2 separate regions of the Homo sapiens genome follow, and region 1 is linked to region 2. Evidence: read pairs that join two places in POLR2A ChIA-PET (ENCODE). Cell type or tissue: MCF 10A. All regions are shown on one strand. Each heading gives the region's core, and the rest is flanking DNA. Links, peaks and the distances in the headings are about the cores only.

The links. Peaks named below come from ENCODE experiments on the same cell type or tissue, not always from the same donor. Only the 100,000 strongest peaks of a DNase experiment are listed, where the experiment ranks them.
Region 1: POLR2A ChIA-PET joins it to region 2 with 13 read pairs; 14 of 35 experiments call an interaction of 5 or more read pairs at or near these places.

What each region holds. Positions count from the first base shown.
Region 1 is chr14:63,903,580-63,912,796 of GRCh38, reverse strand. It overlaps SYNE2 (spectrin repeat containing nuclear envelope protein 2), which reads right to left. Exons shown (of 116, transcript NM_182914.3): 2 at 3,570-3,699. The coding sequence starts at 3,648. Among named protein-coding and RNA genes, the nearest start is that of SYNE2, 55 kb to the right of the region's middle. In MCF 10A, for the core only: no CTCF peak of the experiment used is centred there; no DNase peak of the experiment used is centred there.
Region 2 is chr14:63,849,447-63,858,663 of GRCh38, reverse strand. SYNE2 (spectrin repeat containing nuclear envelope protein 2) reads right to left here and starts at 5,660. Exons shown (of 116, transcript NM_182914.3): 1 at 5,521-5,660. RefSeq lists a silencer at 4,890-5,869. In MCF 10A, for the core only: no CTCF peak of the experiment used is centred there; DNase peaks (open chromatin) are centred at 4,593 and 5,693.

The DNA of each region.
Region 1 (9,217 bases), core at 789-8,788, 54 kb before region 2:
CTTTTAGGCCCTGTACATACGGGCTATATGCTTTCATAGCATATTAATGATGAAGCACTACATTTCAACTGAGACATTTTAATCTTTTCTTGCGTGTGTTATTCTGAGTCAGGGTGTTGCCACAATTGTCTCACCTTAGATTAAGTTTTTGCTAAAATAAAGCAGGCTTTATAAGTTAATTAGGCCATTCTACTGTCTCTATCTGCCTCTAAAAAAAGGTTCTGAAACAAAGAAAAATAAAAACTTTCTTATGAGCAGGGATCCTGAGCCTCTTATATTACATGAAATCTCTTTCTCATATTACCCCAGGGATCATTAAGCACATGTGAATTCTGTGAAATACGAGTCTGCTTGCTGTGTGTACAATGCCAAGTGCCTTTAAGACTACCACCAACAGCCTTTGGTTCAGTAGTACTTCATGCAGATAATATTGTCCATCTTTTTTTTTTCTCAAATAGCTAATAATCCTGCTATGAAAGCAAAGGTGCCTTTAGAAATATATACAAGTGTCTGCCTTCTTTTCTTCCTTCCTCCCTCCTTTCCTTCTTTCCTTCAACAACTTAGGCTGAAAGAATCATTACAAATTCACTGATAACAATATGGAGCTTAACTTTGGGAAATCTATTCATTTCGCCGTAAAGCCTTCATCTTATAGGTATGGGAACTTCTTGGTTGGTATCTCTTGAGGGTACCTGGCTAATGTGAACAGACTGCCCAGCGTCACCTTGACATTATAGTATTGGCTTTCTACCAGTCCCCCTAAGACAGCAGTGTGTCCAGCACCACGATTCCTCTAAATACATCATTAAAGGAAATCATTCAGACTGACCAGTGCACGTATATCACATTTACATTGCAAAACAGTCCATACTACTCTCCAATTGTAAAACAGATTGTATAACCTACGATAATTCAAAACATGCTATAAGAAACCACTCATTTCTCAGTAATTTGCTAATTATTTTGAGCTACTTATAAGCCTGAGATCACTAATATTACTTAAAGATGCCCTCCATATTCTGGATGTGAAAACTTGCTATGGATTGAATAGGTTAAGGCTAAGATTTAATGAATTTTCCAGTGAAAGTTGTTAAGGAAACTCCCTCTTTCAAACTGTTCTTTGAAGTGTAACAAAGAGGGTATGGTACAATACAAAGAAAACTGTCCTAGTCAAAACACAGCTCCACTGCTCACTAGCTGCGGGACTCTGGGCAAGTAATTCATTCTTTCTGAGCTGCAGCCTCTTTCTCAATTGTCAAAGATTTTTTTTAAATCTACTTCATCATGTGGTTGTGAGGATCAAATGAGATAATGTATGCAAAAGTGCTACATAAGTTACAGCATGCTACATAAAAGTCAAAATGTCCCCTGCTGTGGGGAAGAAAATATTACTTGATATGTATAATAATAATAATACTACCAAGTGCTCAAAGAGATACTACGGGAGAACAGAGGAGGGAGCACGTTATCTCAGCCTAAGAGAGAGCAGAGCTCACAGGAAACTGATTCTAATCGTCCTGGGGATGGATAAAGGATGTATGAAGGATGGATGAGAGGATGACTTCTGCTGCTGGAGGAGGGGCCGGGGGAGCTACAAGGGAAACAATCTGAATGAAAGCACACAGGCTGGCGGACCAGGGAGAATATGGCCCCTTAAGGAACCATGGGGTTGGAGCACAGAGTGCTTATGGGGCATGGTGGGAGATAAGAGCAGAGAGAAAGGCAAGCACTGGACCAGTAAAAGCCTGAACCACGCCAAGAAGTCTGGACTTCATCCCACATGTGATAGGGAGCCATTGAACAGAAATGTTAAAACAAAACAAACAAAAGAAAAAGCAGAAAAAAACCAGACATCTGGTTTACAATTTTTTCCTATAGATCATGAAGTTTCTACTCCAGCCATGTGCTCTTGGACAAGAAATACTTTGAGAGTAAGATTTTGGCCATAAACCTAGAAAAAGAAAGTGTGATGTACATACTGAGTCCCTAGTCTGTGTTAGGCACTGTGCTAAGCCCCTTTGTCTCCCTTACTGTTCATCTTCAAAATGCAGCTGCAGTGTGGGAACTCTGATTCACATTTTACAAATAAGGAAACTGAGACTCAAAAGATGAAATCTCTCCTCCAAGTTCAAAGAATCAGTGACTGGCAGAGCCAGCATTACAAATCTGATTTACCTACTTATTGCAGCCAAAACGTTACATGCAACCAAAACATCATAGAAAAACAATAATTTTTTTCCAGTTAAATGAAAGCTTGATTCCATCTACATCTGAATATTCAGACATTATTTTTAAGTCCTTACTGAAAATTTTAAAAATTCTTACCTCAAGTATAACCTCTCAACAATTTAAATGTTTCTTACTCTACACAAAGTATACAATAATTACTTTGAAAAGGCTGATATATACAGATACTGTCTATTCTAACAGCTATTGATTTCCATCTCAGCTCAAAATATAGAAGCAAATCATTCAAAACAGATTTTATTTTGCCAAATCACTCAATATGGCATCAAAACAGATCTTTAATTTAAAGGAAAATATCAGAAAAAAAGTAATTTTGGCATCTTTACCATAAATGACTCAGAATCTATGACTTTGAGTAACATTCTAAAAATGCTGCATAATACTGCCCATAATCTTAAAGTTACTTTAAAACACATAGTTCCATAAATATTTTCAAAGGCCTGCTATAGCCTTATTTCTTTTATACTAGCTTACTTTACTCAACTCCAAAATTTGCTTTATCAACAAAGGTAGAAGGTCTAGTGGCTAGTGAATTTTCAAAATACAACAAAAATATTGCCAAACTCCACAAGAAGCACTTTTAAAAAAATGACAGCACTTATATACATGCACACATGATTCACATGACTGAAAGGTCATTCATTTATAATATTACCTCTCTTCCTATCAGGACAAAATAAGGATGTGCATTCATTCATTCATTTATTTGAGATGGAGTTTCGCTCTTGTTGCCCAGGCTGGAATGCAATGGCACAATCTCAGCTCACTGCAACCTCCGCCTCCCGGGTTCAAACAATTCTCCTGCTTCAGCCTCCCAAGTAGCTGGGATTACAGACATGTGCCACAACACCTGGCTAATTTTGTATTTTTAGTAGAGACAGGGTTTCCCCATGTTGGTCAGGCTGGTCTCGAACTCCTGACCTTGGGTGATCCGCCCGCCTCGGCCTCCCATAGTGCTGGGATTACAGGCATGAGCCACCGTGCCTGGCAAGGATGTGCATTTAAAAGAAGCTACACAAAAAGATAAGAAGTAAAAACAATGCCAAGCAAACTACAGTTTACTATTTAATTTTCACTGCAAATAAAATGCATACACTCAGTAAGAAACTGGAGATAGCAAATTCCTTGCAGGTATTCCTTACTTTCCCAGAGAGCTAAGGCAGAAATAAAGACATTTAAATATATTAAAAGGTTTCTACAGTTGGAAAAATACAGATATATTTATCTCCATAAGAGAGACGAAAATCAGTGTGACTTGCAACTAGATAAAAGTAAGGTTTCCCCAGTTTCTGTGGGTGTTACCCCCACCCAATCTTAATTACCTTGCAATGAAATATGGAGATCGTCGATGCCCCAGGAACCCTGTTCATCTTCGGTGGGAAGCTCAGGACTAGATGCCATTCTTTGACTCAATGGAGATTATATCATGTCCATCTCAGTTGAAGAAGTGAACTGAAAGTGAAATGGATAAATGTTCATTAGTAACTTTGCAGCTCTGTTTCTAGTAAACATGCATTGCCAGAAAACAGCAGCAACCAAAAACTGTCCTCCAAAACAAGTATGGCTTTCTACTATGTGCTTCCATGGTTCATGAAGAACAAAGTAACTATGCCTTCTTTTTGAATCATAATCAAGATTTTGCCCTATGACTTATTCATGCCCTTTGGAGCTGCTTTCAGAACTCCAGAAGAACTAGCATTGTGGATTCTATACCAGTGGTGAAAAGGAAGGCCAGGCAATTCGATGTAATAACTTGTCTAGAGGAAGGAAAGTTGACACAAACTGATATCTTAGGCATTAGTGTTATGTGATTGTTAGCCTTCAACCTTCAAGGATTTTCTTTAAAACTTTTTTTGAACTTAGTTCCTTTTCTGCCCCAGTTATGTTGCCATTTACTGGAAACAATAAGAGCTGAGCCTGCATAGCTTGCAAAGTGAAACTAAAAATCTAATATATCAAAAAGAATATTTTAATGAGTTATCTAATATATTGAATTATTTTCCCAAAGGCTTATTTTTTCACCTACACATTTCTTCCCCTCGCCCCACCTTGATTCTTAAAGAATCCTTCCAGTGAGAGCAGTTTTTACTTCATACCTCTTTAAAAGCATTGCTTCATGTATTTATTTACCACTATTAGTTTCTGGAGGATAAGTATAAAACACCGACTTCTCCCATATGGATGATCAAATAATAAACCTAACCAAGCATATAAAAATATAAAGTAGATTGGGGGTGTACATAGGGATGGATAATTGTACAGCTTTGTGATCAAGCAAGCATTGCAAAATATTAATGTTAGAATCTATGTGTTGACCCTATAGGTATTCACTTTTAAATTCCTTTAACTTTGCTGTATACTAGAAATTTTGCATAATAAAATGCTGGGGGAGGGGGCGGCGTGGAACTAAAAGATAAGTATGAGGCCAACAGCTAGATACGGTCAATCATATTAAATATTAAACAGAACACTTCAAAAAATACAAAGAATAAGAATCATTAAACAGTCCCTGCTAGTTCAAAAATCTTTCAATCCTGCCTGCCCCCTCTGTTTATCATCCATATCCCTTTTATTAGCTCTTGCATGGATCACTGTTGTTAAAGATTTCAGCTACCAAATTAACTTGACTAATTAATGATTAATTTGTTTATCCTCCAAATTAAGATGAATCACAACCAGCCTGAGGTAAAAGAGTTGCTATATGGAATTGAGAGATTCTAACCAAAAAGAAAGGCTGTTTATTAGTTCACCATGAGCCTTGGCAGCCTGATGAGTGACAAAGATACAAACATCCTCAGCTTTGCGATATACTGAGGACCTCCACCACCCCTTCCCATACTCTGGGGCTCCTGAACCCAAAGTGGAGATAAAGCACTTCTTCATTTTGGCACCCTAAGATTTGAATTCCAGAATGAATTTTCTAAGGGCACACACTATTCCATGTCATCGCTATTTAAAAAAAAAAAGGATAATAGCAATATTATACAGTACTTACTGTATACAGGCACTGTTACAAGCACTTTGTATATACAACCTCATTTAATCTTTATAACAATGGTAAGAGTTAGGAACTACAGTTATCTCCACATTTGAAAAGACAAAGCTTAGATGCACCAGTATGATTCACAATTGTCTAAGGACACACAGGTAATAAATGATGGAGCCAAGACTTGAATCCAGGTGGTTTGGGCTTCAGAGTTCATGCTCTAAACCAACACATGATGGTGTCTCCTAAGGTGAGTGAGAGTTTGCCATATGTCATTTATTTTTGTTTTCATTCATTTGCACAACAAATAATTATATAAGCTGGATGCCACTCTCAAGAGATTCAATCCTCTGAGAATGATAAATGAACAGAATATTAAGCAAAATCCTCTAATAAGTACAGAAGGTACTCTGAGAGCAAAGGAGACTGCATGCCCCATCACTTAAAGCTGGAGATGGATGTGACTGTCAGGAGCTGCAGTGGACTGAGTTCTTACGTCCCCCAAAGTCCATATGTTGAAATCTAATCCCCAATGTCACGGTATTAGGAGGTGGGGCCTTTGGGAGGTGATCCTCATTAATGGGATTAGTCCCCTTATAAAAGAGGCCCAAGAGAGACTCCTTACCCGTTCTACCATGTGAGGATAGACTGAGAGGATGGCCATCTATGAGGAAACAGGCCCTCATCAGACATTGAATCTTCTGGACTTGATCTTGGATTAGATTTCTGTCATTTACAAACTACCCATTTTATGGTATTTTGTTATAGCAACTCAACAAGACAAGAGTGTACTTTTTACAAAATAGCATTTCATGCAAAATAGTCCTATTAGAATTAGCATTATTTGGACAGTACCTTGAATTTGGTAAGAATGTCTCTGAGAAGATCCAAATCAGTATAATCAGAAATGACAAAGATATTACAGCTGATCCCTCAGAAATACAAAAGATCCACTACAACAACTCTATGCACACAACTTAGAAAATCTAGAGGAAATGGATAAATTCCTGGAAACACAATTTCCCAAGATTGAATTGGGAAGAGATTGAAATCTTGAGTAGACCAATATCAAACTCCGAAGTTGAACCAATAATAATTTTTTTTAAAACCTACCAACCAAAAAAAGCTCTGGACCAGATGGATTCACAGCTGAATTCTACCAGAAGTGTAAAGAGGAACTGGTACAAATCCTACTGAAACAATTCCAAAAAATCAAGGAGGAGGGACTCCTCCCTAACTCATACTATGAAGCCAGCATCAGCCTAATACCAAAATTTGGCAAAGACACAACTAAAAAAGAAAACTTCAGGCCAATATCCCTGATGAACATAGATGCAAAAATTCTCAACAAAATACTAGCAAACTGAATCCAGCAGCACATAAAAAAGTTAATTCATCACGATCAATTAGGCTTTATTCCTGGGATGCAAGGTTGGTTCTAACATATGCAAATCAATAAATGTGATTCACCACATAAACAGAATTAAAAGCAAAAACCATATGTCATCTCAATAGACACAGAAAAACTTTTTATATAATCCAACATTTCCCTTTATGATTTAAAAAAACCCTCAACAGACTAGGCATTGAAGGAACATACCTCAAAATAATAAGAGCCATCTATGAAAAAACCCACAGCCAACATCATATTCAACGGGCAAAAGCTGGAACAATTCCCCCTGAGAGTCAGAACAAGACAAGGATGTCCACTCTCACCACTCCTATTCAACATAGCACTGGAAGCCCCCGCCAGAGCAATCAGGCAAGAGAAAGAAATAAAAGGCATCCAAATAGGAAAAGAAGAGGTCAAACAATCTCTCTTTGCTGATGATATGATTCTATACCTAGAAAACCCTAAAGACTCTGCCAAAAGGCTACTAGAACTGATATGTGATTTTAGAAGGGTTTCAGGATGTAAAATCAATGTACAAAAATTAGTAACATTTCTATACACCAGTAACATCCAGGCTGAGAGTCAAGAACATAATCCCGTTTACAATAGCCACAAAGATGATGAAATATCTAGGAACACAGCTAACCAAAGAGGTGAAAGATCTCAAGGAGAATTATAAAACACTGCTGAAAGAAATCAGAGATGAGACAAATAAAGGGAAAAACGTTCCATGCCCATGGATTAGGAGCATCAATATCATTGAAATGACCATACTATCAAAGCAATTTACAAATTCAATGCCATTGCTATCAAACTATGAACATTCTTCACAGAATTAGAAAAAACAACTCTAAAATTCATATAAAACCAAAAAAGAGCCCAAATAGTCAAAGCAATCCTAAGAAAAAAGAACAAAGCCAGAGCCATCACACTACCCAATTTCAAAATATACTCTATGGCTACAGTAACCAAAACAGTATGGTACTGATACAAAAACAGACACAAAGACCAATAGAACAAAATAGAAAACTCAGAAATAAAGCTGCACATTTCCAACCATCTGATATTAACAAGACTGACAAAAGTAAGCAATGGGGAAATGACTCCCTATTCAATAAATGATGCTGGGATAACTGTATAGCCATATGCTGAAGAATGAAACTGAATCCTTCCTTATCTTTCACCATAAACAAAAATTAACTCAACATAGATAAAAGATTTAAATGTAAGACCTCAAACTATAAAAATCCTGGAAGAAAACCTAGGAAATACCCTTCTCAACATAAGCCGTGACAAAGAACTTTTGGCTAAGTCTCCAAAAGCAAAAGCAACAAAAAACAAAAATTGACAAATGGGATCTAATTAAAGAGTTCCTGCGCAGCAAAAGAAACTATCAACAAAGTAAACAACCTACAGAATGGAAGAAAACATTTGCAAACTATGCACTGACAAAGGCCTAATATTCAGAATCTATAAGGATCTTAAAGAAATCAACAAGCAAAAGACAACCCCATTAAAAAATGGGCAAAGGACATGAATAGACACTTCTTAAAAGGAGACTTAGAAGTGGCCAACTAACATGAAAAAATGCTTATCATCACTAATTATCAGAGAAATACAAATCAAAACCACCAAGATACACCATCTCACACCAGTCAGAATGGCTACTACTAAAAGTCAAAAAACAGCAGATGCTGGTGAGGCTGCAGAGAAAAGAGCGCTTATAAACTGTCAGTGGGAAAGTAAATTAGTGCAGCCACTGTGGAAAGCAGTTTGCAGATGTCTCAAAGAACTTAAAACAGAGTTAACATTCAACCCAGCAATCCTATTACTGCATATATACCCAAAGGAAAACAGATCATGCTACCAAAAAGACACATGCACTCATAAGTTTATTGCCAGGTTACTCACAATAACAAAGACATGGATTCAGCCTGGGTTCCCATCAACAGTGGATTTGATAAAGAAAAGGTAGTGCATACACACCATGGAATACTACAAGCCATAAAAAAGAATAAAATCATAGCCTTTGCAGCAACATGGATGGAGCTGGAGGCCATAATCCTAAGCGAATTAACACAGGAACAGAAAACCAATAATATATGTTTTCACTTAAAAGTGGGAGCTAAACATTGAGAACACATAGACATAAACATGGGAACAAAAGACACTGCAGACTTCCAGAGGGGTGAAGGGAGGGAAGGGAGCATGGGTTGAAAAACAACCTATTGGGTACTATGCTCACCACCTGGTTACAATATACCCATGTTACAAACCTGCACATGTGCCCTCTGTATCTAAAATAAAAGTTGAAATTTAAAAAAATATATAGAATGTCTCTGAAATTAAAAAAAAAAAAGAATGGCCATTTCATTGAATATTAATCAAATATAAGGTATCAAATGTAGGGGAAAGAATCATTTGTTGTATTTACATTAAAAATAAAAACAAAACAATAAAGACAAGTTGTTAACTGGAGAACCAAGAAGTATTCCTGTCCTCAACCGGCATGTGGAATTCACTGTATTGTATATTAAAGATGTAGGAAAAGACCAGGCACATGCCTATAGTCCTAGCTACCCAGGAGTCTG
Region 2 (9,217 bases), core at 212-8,211:
TGATAGGTTATAAGGGCTCTGCTGTCATTAATGGATTAATGCCATCATCGCAGGAGTGGGTTCCTTATAAAGGAATAAATCAGGCTGAGAGTGGTGGCACGCACCTGGAGTCCCAGCTACTCAGGAGGCTAAGGCAGGAGAATCGCTTGAACCTGGGAGGCAGAGGTTGCAGTGAGCTGAGATCAAGCCACTGCACTCCAGCCTGGGCAACACAGCGAGATACTGTCTCAAAAAAAAAAATAGGCTGGGTGCAGTGGCTCATGCCTGTAATCCCAGCACTTTGGGAGGCCAAGGTGGGCAGATCACTTGAGGCCAGGAGTTCAAGACCATCCTGGCCAACACAGTGAAACCCTGTCTCTACTAAAAATCAAAAAAAAAAAAAAAAAAAAAAAAAAAAAAAAGGCCGGTGTGGAGACGCACACCTGTAATCCCAGGTACCACAATCACTAGAACCCAGGAGGCAGAGGTTGCAGTGAGCTGAGACTGTGTCACTGCACTCCAGCCTGGGTGACAGAGTGAGACTGTGTCTTAAATAAATAAATAAATAATAAAATAAAAATAATAAAACAGCTCCATTTTGCTTCTTTCTCACCCTCTCTTTGCCCTTCTGTCATGTAATGATACAGCAAAAATGCTCTCACCAGATGTCGCCCCATCAATCTTAGACTTCCCAGATTCTAGAACCATGAGCCAATAAATTTCTGTTCATTATAAATTACCCAATCTATGGTATTCTGTAATGGCAGCACAAAATGGACTAAGATAAGACTGAATGGAAATATTTGCAAATCTTACACGTGACAAATGACTTGCATCCAGAATACACAAAGAACTCTCAAAACTCAATAAGAAGGAAAACAATGCAAGAAAACGGGCAAAAAATTTGAGTAGACACTTCAACAAAGAAGATAAATGGATGGTAAATAAGCATATGAAATGATGCTCAACATCATTAGTCATCAGGGAAATGGAAATTAAAACCACAATGAGGTGTCACTACACACCCAACAGAATGGCTATAAAAGCCTAACCACCCCAACTGTTGGCAAGGATCTGGGGCAACTGGAACCCTCATAGACTATTTTGGTTATATTATATAACCACTTTGGAAAAGTATAGTAGTTCTTTGAAAAATTAAACATATGCCTACCATAGGATCTAGTCATTCTACTCCTAGACATCTACCCAGGGGAAATGAAAGATATGCATACAAAGACTGTGTATAATGTTCATGGCAGCTTTATTTTTAATAGCCCAAAACCAGAAACAACCTAAATGTCTATCAATGGGTGAAAAGATACATGAACTGGCGTCTATCAGTACAATGGAGTATTACTTAACAATAAAAAGAAATCAGCTATTGATACAATGTGGATGAGTCTCAAAATAATTATGCTAAGCAAAAGCCAGGCAAAGAAGAGAACTTACTACATGATTCCATTTACATAACATTCTAAAAAACGCAAACTAATCCACAGAGACAGAAAGCTATCATTGGCTGGATGAGGAAGAGGGATTCAGGGTATAGCAAGGAGCTACAGGGAGACAGTTCCACAGGTCTATACATAAGTCAAAAACTTCTCAAATGTAAACACGAGGCCAAGGGCAGACTCATGCCTGTAATCCAGCACTTTGGGAGGCTGAGGTGGGAGGATCACTTGAGGCCAGGAGTTGGAGACCAGCCTAGGCAACATGGTGAGACCTCTTCTCTACAAAAAAATTCACAGTTGGCCAGGCATGGTAGTGTGCACCTGTAGTCAGTTACTTGGGAGGCCGGGGTGGGAGAATCACTTGGGCCCAGGAGGTAGAGGCTACAGTGAGCCATGATCGCACCACTGTACTCCAGCCTGGGTGATAGAACGAGACCTTGTCTCAAAAAAATAAAATAAGTGAATTTACACTACTCCAGACATAATCTTTTATTTGATGAAAGTAGGAAAGGGGGCATTATGACACAGATCCTTTGTACATGTGAAAGCAAGCATTTTGTCTTTAAAAAGAAAAAAAGGAGGGGAACATACAGTGAAGACTCAGAGAATAGGCTATTGTATTTAATATTATTTCTTAATTAAGATGTTGCCAATCTGAAATATTTCACAATAATAAAAAAGGAAAAATGATTGTATGTTTCCAATTTGGCCTGTCCCACTCCCAGGCAGAACTAGGGGCTTCCCTCCTCCCACAGCCCCCAGGAGCACATGTGTATACTGCAATAGCTTGTCTTCCCACTAGACTAACAGCTTCACCAGGACAGGGACTGTCTTTTGATTTTGACATAGTGGTCAGATACAGGTTCGTTAGAGTCTGCGAGCCTGGCTTTGTATTCTAGGCGCTGCCACTCACCTACTGCATAATCTCAGAAAGTTATTCAATCTCCCTGATGCCCAGTTTCTTAAACCATAAAAAGGGCTAATAGGCTACATATGAGGATTCCATGTTAATTTCTCCAGAAAGGCCCTGCATGATCTGACACCTGATTTCCACCCTGTCATTTAGTCCTACCCTCCCTTAACTTGACAGTGCTCAGCCACAATGACCTCTCAGTTCCAATAAATCCACACACCACCTAGCTCTTTCCTGCCTGGAGGCCTTTGAGCATCCTATCTCTCGGCCGGATCTTCTTCCATGCCTGTCTCCTCTCTACAACCTCTTATGCCACAACAACATGGCTAGCTCCTTCTCATCTTCAAGTCTCAGTTAAATGTCACTTCCACCTAGAGGCCTTCTCACCAGTATTCTAGGAGGCCTTGGTTATTCCATGTCCCAGCACTCTGTTATACCCTTCTTTCCACTCAACACTCATTCAAGTTATTGAGGACCTGCTATACGCCAGTTACCGTTCCAGATTCTGAAGGTGTAACAGTGAATAAAACAGCTGTGATACAGTTCTGAAGGATATAAAATCTCCCGAAAAAGACAGACAATAAACAAGCAACATATGATATAGCCATAAGTGCTACGGAGGAAAAATAACAACTTATGAAAGGAGGAATGGGAGTCGCGAGGATGGCTGTGATTTTAAATTTGGAGGTTAGTGAAGGCTCACTGACAAAATAACATCAAGTAAAGAAGTGAAGGGGGTCAGATCAACAAGAGCCATTAGAGATATGGGAGCTAGGGACAGGGGGTCATTCCAGGCAGCGCACAACAAGTCCAAAGGCCCTCATGCAGCAAGAAAGCTGGTTTGGCTGTAGACACTCGAGTAGGGAGGAGAGCAACAGATAAGATAGGAAAGTCACAGCATGGAGAGGCAGGGAAGCCAAAAGAGGTTGTTCTGGGAGCCACTGTCAGGTCTTTGCCATTCACTCAGAGAGACATAGGAAGCCAATGGAGGGTTTTGAACAGAAGAATGATGTGATATGATTTACCTTTCAAAAGCTGCTATTAGTTTAGCAATATATTTTATTTCCTGCCTAGATTCCCCACCTAGATAAGGGCAGGAATCACGACTGTCTTGTGCACCACTATCGCCCCAACACCCAGCACAATACATTGTAGGTACTCAATAAATACTTATAGATGAAAAAGGTAAAAAGGTAATCTATGTAAAATATCTACTGGTATAAAATAAGCATTCTATAAGGAGTAACTATTATTATTCAGATCTCCAGAAGCCAGCACAGTGGCTGGTATATGTAGGAGTTTGAGTAAATGAATAAATAACTTTGTGAAATTATTGAAAATATATATTTAAAACATATAAGTAATGAAAAATATAATAATGAAAAATGAACCAATTGCTTTTCACCCGTTCCCTTATTAAAATGTGATTCATTCAGTTTTTAAATTTTACATTAACTCTCACCTTATGCTAGTGAGAGCACTACTCAGAATAACCTCATTGTGACTCAGTTCTCTAAACATTCTGTAATATCCTACAACACAATTAACACGAATCCACTGAAATGCTAAAAAATTTCTAATTAGGTAAATTTATTCACATGATTTTTCAAACAATTTTAAGGCTAGCTGACCAAAAGTGGTTTGAGTTTGATTTTTTAAAAATTCAGATAAGCTTTGTTAATTCAAACATGTGGACAAAGACCTAAACATTTCCACTTTTTACTTATTTTGACATCTCCATTCTTCACCACGAAAAAACTTAATGAGGATTACACCTGTTCCCACCGCCCCAGGGGGCTGGCCGGGCTAAAGCCGTTCAGTAATTATCTCAGGAAAAGCCCTTAAGAGTCTCCACAGCTTTCCAGAAAGACAACTTGGAGAAGGAGTCATGCATTAAAGCATGAAAACACACCAAATATTCATCCCATAAAAGCTGAACACTCTCCTCTGAACATGTTTACGATGTCTCAGTGGCAGGTACTGGAGTGGTGAGAAGGCCAGGTGTAGCCCGGCATGGTTTAATTGTATTCCCCAACTCTAAAAATGATCGAACCCATCCTAGCATAGCCAAATAGTATCTGCAACGAAGCCTTCGGACTTCTAGAAAAGCACACAAAAGTTGCTTCAAATAAAACAAACTCAAAAAAAAAAAAAAAAGTGATGCCAAGTGTGGAGCGGCTTGAAAGAACCCTCACGGGTTGGCTCCGACTTGCTGGTGCTTGTACACAACCGTGCCTGCGGCGTCCAGCTCAGACGCTCCCTTTCACGGAGGGAGGGGGAAATAACTTTCGGAAACAGCAGGCTTCCACAAACGCGAATGCTACACAGGACTTCTCAGCCTCAATCAAATAAGGCGCTAATGTTCCCAGCAGCACTGATTCCATACACAGCCCCCGCCCCGCCCTTTTCAACAGAAGAAAAATAACCTAAGGAGGAGAAGGTGCCACCGTCAGACCCTAAAGGCAATTTCAGACAACAAAGACCCCAAGCAATCAAAATGGAATTATAATCCCGGCCGTCGGAGCGCCCCCCCGCCCCCGCGGAGGCGCTAGGCTGCCGCACCCGCCGCCGCCCCTCCAGTGCCCGGGCCGCCCGTCCCCGCGCCCTCTCCAGCCCCGGTGCGCCCCGACCCGCGGGTTCCCGGGTCCCCGGGGCGAGCACCGCACCGCTCACGATCCTGCAATCTCTGCGCCGCGGCTGTCCGCCTTCCAGCTCACGCGGCGTTCAAAATCTTTCCCGCCCAGGCGTGACGCGAGGAATGAAAACAATCAGCGGCCCCCGAGGGCCGGGGCCTGGGCCCGGGAGGGGGCGGCCGGGGCACCCGGGCACAGCCTCCCGCGCAGCGCCTGCCCGAGCCGGGCGGACCGGCGGGCTGGGGCCCGGAGGTGACACAAAGAACCCAGAGAGACAAACGCCACCCGCTGGCGCTCGCTCCAATCCCCGGAGCGCCCCGCCCGCTGACAAGTTTACGGCGCCCTCCGCGCACCCCGCTCTCCCCACCCGAGCAAAGTTTCCTGTGGCCCGGCTCGGACCCCGGCATCGGGTCGGTTCCCGTCTCCCGCCGCCCCCGCCCCCGGCTCAGAGACCTTTCCCTCTCTCGCCCCCGCCCCTTCCCCTCCCTCCCACTCTCTCCGGGGCGCACCGGGGTGCTGGGGCCCCGCGGCCGCGCTCACCCACCGTCCGCCCGGCCGAGGGGCAAGGGCGCGGGCCGGGGCCGCCCGAGGTCGGCGCCCCGCTTGCCTGGCTCTCTGGATCGCGCCTTTTGCTCGCTCTCCCTCTCGCTTTTTCAGGTCCGGCCGAAGGCTCTGGGCGCAGCTGAGCGCGCTCCGCTCCTTGGCGCTCGGAAAGCGGCAAACCACGCCCCGCGCCTTCCCCGCCCGCCGCCCGCCTCCGGGTCCCGCGCTCGCCCCTCGGCGGCCAGTGTAGAGCGCGCCCGCCAGCGCCGGGGCGGAGCAGCAGGCCCCGCCGCAGCCCGGGGCGGGCAACTTTCTCCCCGTCTTTTGGGACATCAGAGGTGGTGTGAGGGAGAGACCACCTCGCAATGCAGGTTCGCGACCCTTTTCTTACCCGGGGCTGGGTGAACAGGAGCCACAAGCTCCCTCAAAAAGCTCTTCTGGAGGATTTCAGGAGGGGTCTTCTCCAACACCCGTAGATTCCTGGGTCTTGGAAGTAGGAGTTAGAGAGCAGATCTGCGATTAGCTACCAGACCATGAGCAAGTCATTTCACCCCGCGGGCTCTTTGTAAAACGAGGACTTTGGATTCGAAGGCCTTTAAAATCTGGATCCGTATTTCGTAGTGTGGTCCGGATCTTGGGGTCACCTGGAGAGAAGGGGAGGCGTTTGTTAATGCAGATAACTGGGTTCCTCCTTCCCCTTGGATGAGGGGAAGTGGAGAGCTGTCTCAGTCGTCCGACCTGACATACATCATCCAGGTCTGAAAACTCACTGCGAACTGCATCCTTGGAACTGCGTCTTGCAGGTGCCAGTTTGATTTTCCAGCCCATAATCAGTCCCTTTGGACCCAGGATGATGCCACTTGACACCCACTTACCTCTAGCGCTGTGATTACCGTATTACTAAGGCACTTGAAGTTCCAAATAAAAGGCGCACCTCACTATTATTACATTAAAAAGCAGCGGATTTTCAATATTTCTCTATTGAGTTTCTATCACAATCAAATTTAACTTTTTCATTTTTTAGACAGGGTCTCACTCTGTCGCCCAGGCTGGAGTACAGTGGCGCGATCTAAACTCACTGCAGCCTCTACCTCCTGGTCTCAAGATATCCTCCAGCCTCAACCCCCCCCCCCCATTTCATCCATTTCATTCCCCCCCCCCCCCCCCCCGCTTAGTAGCTGGGACCACAGGCGCACGACACCACACCGGTAATTTTTGCATTTTTTTAGAGTCGGGGTTTGGCTGTGTTGCCCAAGCTAGTCTCAAACTCCTGGCCTCAAGTGATCCTCCCACCTCAGCCTCCCAAAGTGCTAGGATTACAGGCATGAGCCACTGCAACCGGCCTTAACTTTTCTTAAAACTCCAAGTTCATATATATGTCTGTGGCTACAGAATCTTGCCTGAATTATTTAAGTGACTCAAACTAGATGGCAAAGAGCAGAGATTAGACGTTTGATAATGCATTCAGCAAACATATATTAATGGGAAAAATTAGTTGTAAGTTGTACCCACAATTTGGAACAATTGTTTCAAAAACGTTTACCTCTGTGACTACCAGGATGATTCAGGCAAATTATTTGAAATGCACATTTTATTAATGGTCAGTAGCTCAACTCTTCACAAATGCAGAGTTCCTTGTATTCCTAGATTATCCTTCCAATGGTATCACTTCTCAGACTACCTAGCTTTGCATGATTTATTAACAATGGCTTGAGTCACAACAAAGCTCTATAAACCAAAAAGAACTTTCTGGGTTTTTTTGTTTGTTCGTTCGTTTGTTTTTTGAGACAGAGTCTTGCTCTGTTGCCCAGGCTGGAGTGCACTGGTGCAATCTTGGCTTACTGCAAACTCTGCCTCCTGGGTTCAAGTGATTCTCCTGCCTCACCTTCCCAAGTAGCTGGGATTACAGGCGCCCGCCACCATGCCTGGCTAATTTTTGTATTTTTAGTAGAGATGGGGTTTCACCATCTTGGCCAGGCTGGTCTTGAACTCCTGACCTCGTGATCCATCCACCTCGGCCTCCCCAAGCGCTGGGATTACAGGCATGAGCCACCGCATCCGGCCATATGCTGTCTTTTCCTAAAACCACTTTGCTTGATGGGTTGGAGAGTTGCAAGCTGGAGAGCCAATTTTAGGGAGAAGTTGGGCTCTAGGATTTGTGGAGCTGTATACAAAGCATTGTCTGCTATTTTTCTCTTCTCGGTTCTATTCATTTCCATTCTATGTCTATTGCTTTCTTTACAGTAAATCCTGCAAAATCATAATGGTAACAGTCTCTGGAGAAAATGTTACAATTTCCTAGTCATTGTTTCCTTCCAGGCATCTATGTTACAAGCCCTTGTTGAAGTGAAAGAACTGTTGCTCCATGTTGTCTAGTACACCTTAAAGAGTCCAGAATACAATGTCTCAAAATATTTTTAGGTGTCTCTAATTAGACCCTTCTAATTACCTGTGGTGTCTCTTAGCCATCCTAGTTTGGATATTAAATTAATACATACTTTTAAATCAGCAGATTAAACTAATGACAAGTGCAATGAAACAGATCCTCTGTACTTTGAAGTGATAATCAAATGTTAATGTTAAGCCAAACTGAGACATACCTAGTTCTTTTAAAACACAACCCTGGGCCTATAAATGGATGGCTCATATGGTTACATCTCTGACTAGGAAACAGTAAGGGTTGCCATGAACCTGGCCATGCGTACACTCTTCCATGTACCGAAATACAAATGTAGTGTGATAACATAGTATGTTGTCGGCCAGGTGCAGTGACTCCCACCTGTAATCCCAGCACTTTGGGCGGCTGAGGCAGGTGGATCACCTGAGGTCAGGAGTTCGAGACCAGCCTGGCCAACATGGTGAAACCCCGTCTCTACTAAAAAAAAAAAAAAAAAAAAAAGCTAGGTGTGGTGGCTCATGCCTGTAATCCTAGCTACTTGGGAGGCTGAGGCAGGAGAATCGCTTGAACCCAGGAGGCAGAGATTGCAGTAAGCCGAGATCATGCCGTTGCACTCCAGCCTGGGCAACAAGAGCGAAACTCCATCTCAAAAAAAAAAAAAAAAAAAGTATGTTGTCATATTATGCCCCATGCCCCATCAATCCTCTGTATTTTATAACAAATGATCCGTTGGGCTCAACAGCCTGCCTGAGAGACTTTGCTAACTCCAATTGCAATAAGCATAAGTTTTGCAAGTTGATCAAAATGAAAGCACATCTGTGACTTGGTACACAAACATACTGTGACACATGGGTGAGAACCACAGAAGTAGACATTCCGCATATACTTGCACAGCGTACTGAGCAGGTGAACCAAGAGTCACTAACAAAAATCATGGTCTAAGGAACTCAAGAGAGTTGGCCATCCTCATGCCATTAAAGAAATGCTAAATTCACCACTCTAAGTTAGGCAGCAACTCCTCCCTGTCGCCCGATCTCATGGCACAAGAGTTGCTATTTATATTTCTGCATCCCACCCTCATGTGTTTATACTTGCATCCTGAGTGCCTAAACAAGGATGGCAACAGATTTTATCTTAGGAGCTAATTCCAGTCTTATACTTGGGTGCCATGTTTTAAAAAATTGTGGGGTTCCATCTAGATTTGGCAAGGAAGTATACAAGTTGATTAATGACTGATTCTCTGTCATGGGCACAGAAGGTGGTAGTGTGACAATGCTATCATGTATTTATCAACCCTGGT